2 separate regions of the Homo sapiens genome follow, and region 1 is linked to region 2. The links are chromatin contacts, found by Hi-C or POLR2A ChIA-PET in ENCODE. All regions are on one chromosome and are shown on one strand. Each heading gives the region's core, a stretch centred on a gene start or an enhancer-like site at or near the end of the contact. The rest is flanking DNA. Distances are from core to core; before and after follow the strand shown. Region 1 overlaps SYNPO2L (synaptopodin 2 like). Region 2 overlaps USP54 (ubiquitin specific peptidase 54).

Region 1 (2,700 bases), core at 111-2,610, 91 kb before region 2:
ACTTTGTCACAGGGGACATTGTGGGTCGGGTCAGTGCAAGAGGGAGCTTGCTGGGATGGGGGGTGAAAGCCTTGGGGAACAGGACTAAAAGAGGCTGGGAAGCCCCCCTGACCATTTTACCTCTTGGCCTCCCCAGAACTGCAACGTGCAGAGAGCCTCCAAGAGAAGAGCATAAAAGAGGCCAAGACCAAATGCAGGACAATTGCATCCCTGCTCACTGCAGCCCCCAACCCCCACTCCAAAGGGGTACTTATGTTTAAGAAACGGCGGCAGAGAGCCAAGAAGTACACCCTGGTGAGCTTCGGGGCTGCTGCTGGGACAGGCGCTGAGGAGGAGGACGGCGTTCCCCCCACGAGTGAGTCCGAGCTGGACGAAGAAGCCTTCTCTGACGCCCGCAGCCTCACCAATCAATCTGACTGGGACAGTCCCTATCTGGACATGGAGCTTGCCAGGGCGGGCTCAAGAGCATCAGAGGGCCAGGGCTCTGGGCTGGGAGGGCAGCTGAGTGAGGTCTCTGGGCGAGGGGTGCAGCTCTTTGAACAGCAGCGCCAGCGCGCAGACTCCAGCACCCAGGAACTGGCACGGGTCGAACCAGCAGCCATGCTCAACGGGGAAGGCCTGCAGTCACCACCTCGGGCCCAGAGTGCTCCCCCAGAGGCAGCTGTGCTCCCACCCAGCCCCTTGCCGGCGCCTGTAGCCAGCCCCAGACCCTTCCAACCAGGTGGTGGAGCCCCGACCCCAGCTCCAAGCATCTTTAACCGGTCAGCCAGGCCCTTTACCCCGGGCCTACAAGGGCAGCGGCCAACTACCACCTCGGTTATTTTCCGGCCTTTAGCCCCCAAAAGGGCGAACGACAGCCTGGGGGGCCTCAGCCCCGCCCCACCCCCCTTCTTGTCTTCGCAGGGGCCCACCCCTCTGCCCAGCTTCACTTCAGGGGTTCCCAGCCACGCGCCAGTCTCTGGTTCCCCCAGCACCCCACGCTCCTCGGGCCCTGTGACAGCCACCAGCTCCCTGTACATCCCAGCCCCTAGTCGGCCTGTCACCCCAGGTGGAGCTCCAGAGCCCCCCGCTCCTCCTAGCGCAGCTGCCATGACCTCCACCGCTTCTATCTTCCTATCTGCGCCTTTGCGACCCTCTGCGCGCCCAGAGGCGCCTGCCCCAGGCCCAGGGGCTCCTGAGCCCCCCAGCGCTCGCGAGCAGCGCATCTCTGTGCCAGCTGCCCGCACGGGTATCCTGCAGGAGGCCCGGCGCCGGGGGACCCGGAAGCAGATGTTCCGGCCGGGAAAGGAGGAGACGAAGAACTCGCCCAACCCCGAGCTGCTATCGCTGGTACAGAACCTGGATGAAAAGCCTCGGGCCGGGGGTGCAGAATCTGGTCCTGAAGAAGATGCTCTGAGCCTCGGGGCTGAAGCCTGCAACTTCATGCAGCCAGTAGGGGCCAGGAGTTACAAGACCCTGCCTCACGTGACACCTAAGACCCCCCCTCCAATGGCTCCCAAGACCCCGCCCCCTATGACTCCTAAGACTCCACCCCCAGTGGCTCCTAAGCCCCCATCTCGAGGGCTCCTTGATGGGCTCGTGAATGGGGCAGCCTCTTCGGCTGGAATCCCTGAGCCACCAAGGCTGCAGGGCAGGGGTGGGGAGCTGTTTGCTAAGCGGCAGAGCCGTGCGGACAGGTATGTGGTGGAAGGTACACCTGGTCCTGGTCTTGGCCCTCGGCCTAGAAGTCCTTCTCCTACCCCGTCTCTGCCCCCTTCCTGGAAATATTCACCCAACATCCGTGCCCCGCCTCCTATTGCTTACAACCCACTGCTCTCTCCCTTTTTCCCCCAGGCGGCCCGAACTCTCCCTAAGGCCCAATCCCAGGGGCCTCGGGCAACACCCAAGCAGGGCATCAAGGCTCTAGATTTTATGCGGCATCAGCCCTATCAACTTAAAACTGCCATGTTCTGTTTTGATGAGGTTCCCCCGACTCCTGGCCCTATCGCCTCAGGGTCCCCCAAAACTGCCCGAGTCCAGGAGATTCGCCGGTTTTCCACTCCGGCACCCCAGCCCACTGCAGAACCCCTGGCTCCCACTGTGCTTGCCCCCCGAGCAGCCACTACACTGGATGAGCCCATCTGGAGAACAGAACTGGCCTCAGCCCCTGTTCCTAGCCCAGCCCCTCCTCCAGAGGCTCCCAGGGGCCTTGGGGCTTCTCCCAGCTCCTGCGGTTTCCAGGTAGCCAGGCCCCGATTTTCAGCCACCAGAACAGGATTGCAAGCTCATGTGTGGAGGCCTGGGGCAGGGCACCAGTGAACAGGCACAGGTCCCAGGACCAAGGAGAGGTGGAACATCCAGTTCCTAAAGTTGCTTCTCCTACCCTATCCCATCCCCTGTCACGCATCTGGAAGCTAAATTGCCTCCTGCCAGAGATGGTTTCCAAGTTGATGTCCCCTTCCCCCACCTTCCTCCTCACTCTCTACCTCCCTGCCGCTTTCCAACCAAGTATGTCTGCTTTGGTATCTTTGCCTCTCTTTGTCTCTGCATTTCCTTTCCTGGATCTCTGTCTTTATTTCCAGGCTTCTCCACCCATATTCCTCCACAGATCTCTCTTCCTTGACATTTGTGCTTTTCTCCCTGGGCCTCATTTTAATGTTCAGTGAGAAGTAAACAGAGCAGAAGTGACCACTGGGACTTCAGGCAAGAAGCTCACCACCA
Region 2 (2,700 bases), core at 144-2,643:
ATCACTTGAACCCTGGAGGCGAGGTTGCAAGTGAGCCGAGATCGAGCCACTGCACTCCAGCCTGGGCAACAGAGCAAGACTCCATCTCAAAAAAAAAAAAAAAAAAAAAAGAATAATAGCTCTTTAAATCCTTCTTGAGCTGGTCTTGATGTGGTTAGTCACTGAACCCATTTATTTGATAAATAACCCATTTATTCTCCTTTTGAGAATAAAACTTCCTCAGGCCTGTAATCCCAGCACTTTGGGAGGCCAAGGTGGGTGGATCACCTGAGGTCAGGAGTTTGAGACCAGCCTGGCCAACATGGTGAAACCTTGTCTCGACTAAAAATACAAAAATTAGCTGGGTGTGGTGGCATGCGCCTGTAGTCCCAGCTACTCGGGAGGCTGAGGCAGGAGAATCGCTTGAACCCGGGAGGTGGAAGTTGCAGTGAGCTGAGATCGCGCCACTGCACTGCAGCCTGGCGACAGAGTGAGACTCCGTCTCAAAAAAAAAAAAAAAAATTAGCCAGGTGTGGTGGGCGGCACCTATAGTCCCAGCTACTTGGGAGGCTGAGGCAGGAGAATCACTTGAACCTGGGAGGTGGTGGTTGCAGTGAGCGAGATTGCGCCACTGCGCTTCTGCCTGGGTGACAGAGCAAGACTCCATCTCAAAAAAAAAAAAAATTGAAGAAGTTTGTGTGCTAATTACCCTGTCCCCTCAAAAGCCCCAAATTTATTCTATCTCATATCACTAAAATATTTTTTCTGACCTAAGTTACTGTTATGCCTGTAGCCCAGTGGTCTTATTTATTATTCACAATGAATCTACTCTTACACCCCTGGCCCCCAGGGTATGACTTGACTTTGGTGTTGGCTTATTTATTTATCTCTGTTCAGGATAGGAAATCCGTCCTCTGTATTTAGTGTGCCACAAAGATTTTGTTCTTCCAGGGATTGTACTAGAGGCTTTGCAGTGCCAGGATGTAGGACAGAGTGTTTTTTGTTATAGGCAAAGCAGAATGTGCATTGATTGATTAAATTAAACAAATCTTCTCAATTAGTGATTTTTCTTTTAAGAATGCTAGTATAAGGCATAAAAGCCTGGGAATGGTGCTGGTAGAGGGTGGGTGGGGAGGAAACAGAATTTCGTATATAAGGTATCCTGTAATATCTATATGTGGAGAGCGGTTAGACTGTTCTAATGGGGCAGGAAGGTATGTGTTTTACTCGTAGTCCACTTGTTAATTGGGGGAAATGTGAGAATTCAAGGAATCTCTAGTATTTTTCAAGTTATACCTTATGCCTGTTTCTCTGTTGTGTACTGAAGCATAAGCACAGAGAATAAAATGATATAAGAAATTACTCAGCCCGGGCGCGGTGGCTCATGCCTGTAATCCCAGCACTTTGGGAGGCCGAGACGGGTGGATCACGAGGTCAGGAGTTGAGGACTAGCCTGGCCAAGATGGTGAAACCCTGTCTCTACTAAAAATACAAAAATTAGCCGGGCGTGGTGGCAGGTGCCTGTAATCCCAGCTACTTGGGAGGCTGAGGCAGAGAATTGCTTCAACCTGGGAGGTGGAGGTTGCAGTGAACCGAAATGGTGCCACTGCATGATTGTTGCCTGGGTGACAGAGGGAGACTCTGTCTCAAAAAAAAAAAAAAAAGAAAAAAAAAGAAATTACCCATTGTTCATTATTAATCCATTCCTTTCTTTTGCAGATTGTAGAAATGGAAGGTTCTTCATTGTTCTTTAGTCACAGCCACTATCAGAGAAGAGAAAACTCATTATTCTGAACTGATTCTTGAAACCAGGAAATTAGATTTCTAGTATATTCCCTAGAAATTTTAGCTGGTAATAAACAGCTCTCACATAAGGAAGTATGTCCTTATGTCTAATCCAAATATCATCTACTTGAGTTAACTTCATTGTTTTGATCACCTATGTATGAATATGAGCATATTTATATGGTCCTTTGATCATCCTTCCCTTAGTTTTAAGTTCCTATTAGACTGTGACTGGTTTAAATATTCTCAACTAATTTATCCATTGGCAAAACTTGAATAGTATAAAATGAATGCTTCAGCTTTTTTTTAAAATTTGGAGTTCAGAATTGTATATGATATTCAAATAGAAGGGGTACGACTGCAAGGAAACATGTAGTGAATCATCATGATTCTTTCCTTGCCAGAATTTATGGCAGATCCTACAGTTTAGACAATCTCAAAACCTTGTGCATATCCAGAAGGGTGTCCCCTTTCAGTTTTTCCTGTGGGGTAAGTGGTTATGTATTCTCAAAATTTGATTTGAATACTGTTGGTAATTTATAAGAGTCTTGCAGTTTTGATCTTGGCAAAAATTAGTAAATTGACTACTGTATTTTATAAAACCTCAACATTAGCTTATTATTTCTCATTAAAAGCAATACCTTTCTGTGGCGAATTTGGCCCATCTCTGTCTCTGTCCATTGTCTTGAAGTCTTGGTGTTACTGTTTATCTGTGTCTCTTGTCTTTGTGCATATGTGAGTTGCCTCTATTTTGCATAGCTGGTAGCAGGAATGAGTGTGATATGTAGCTTATGATTGTCTTTAACCTCACCATTGCAAGTCCAAAATATTGTTATGAACAGAATGCAAATAAAGTCTTAAAGTTATGAGGTGATATGGTATTGATAATTGACTTTAATTTAAAGAGACTGGTAAAGGATAGGTATGTGCTTTTCT

The links. Hi-C counts contacts between places; a loop is a spot of excess contacts on that map. ChIA-PET counts read pairs that join two places held with the same protein, here RNA polymerase II (POLR2A). Pooled maps may share reads with other maps.
Region 1: POLR2A ChIA-PET joins it to region 2 with 10 read pairs in H1. The contact joins two enhancer-like sites. A Hi-C loop is called at or near these places in 1 of 168 maps with a recorded cell type or tissue (psoas muscle) and 1 of 50 pooled maps. POLR2A ChIA-PET finds 5 or more read pairs at or near these places in 7 of 52 experiments (A673, H1, PC-3 and 4 more).

Annotation. Positions count from the first base shown.
Region 1 is chr10:73,646,316-73,649,015 of GRCh38, reverse strand. It overlaps SYNPO2L (synaptopodin 2 like), which reads left to right. Exons shown (of 4, transcript NM_001114133.3): 4 at 137-2,700. The coding sequence ends at 2,298. Among named protein-coding and RNA genes, the nearest start is that of MYOZ1, 6.2 kb to the right of the region's middle. RefSeq lists an enhancer at 602-1,305. Within about 2 kb of position 1,360, at least 21 of the 41 ENCODE cell types and tissues checked have a DNase peak (open chromatin) inside an H3K27ac peak, as active enhancers do; they include psoas muscle, where a contact is called at or near this core.
Region 2 is chr10:73,555,289-73,557,988 of GRCh38, reverse strand. All of the region lies in intron 4 of USP54 (ubiquitin specific peptidase 54), which reads left to right. Among named protein-coding and RNA genes, the nearest start is that of USP54, 35 kb to the left of the region's middle. Within about 2 kb of position 1,393, at least 2 of the 41 ENCODE cell types and tissues checked have a DNase peak (open chromatin) inside an H3K27ac peak, as active enhancers do; they include psoas muscle, where a contact is called at or near this core.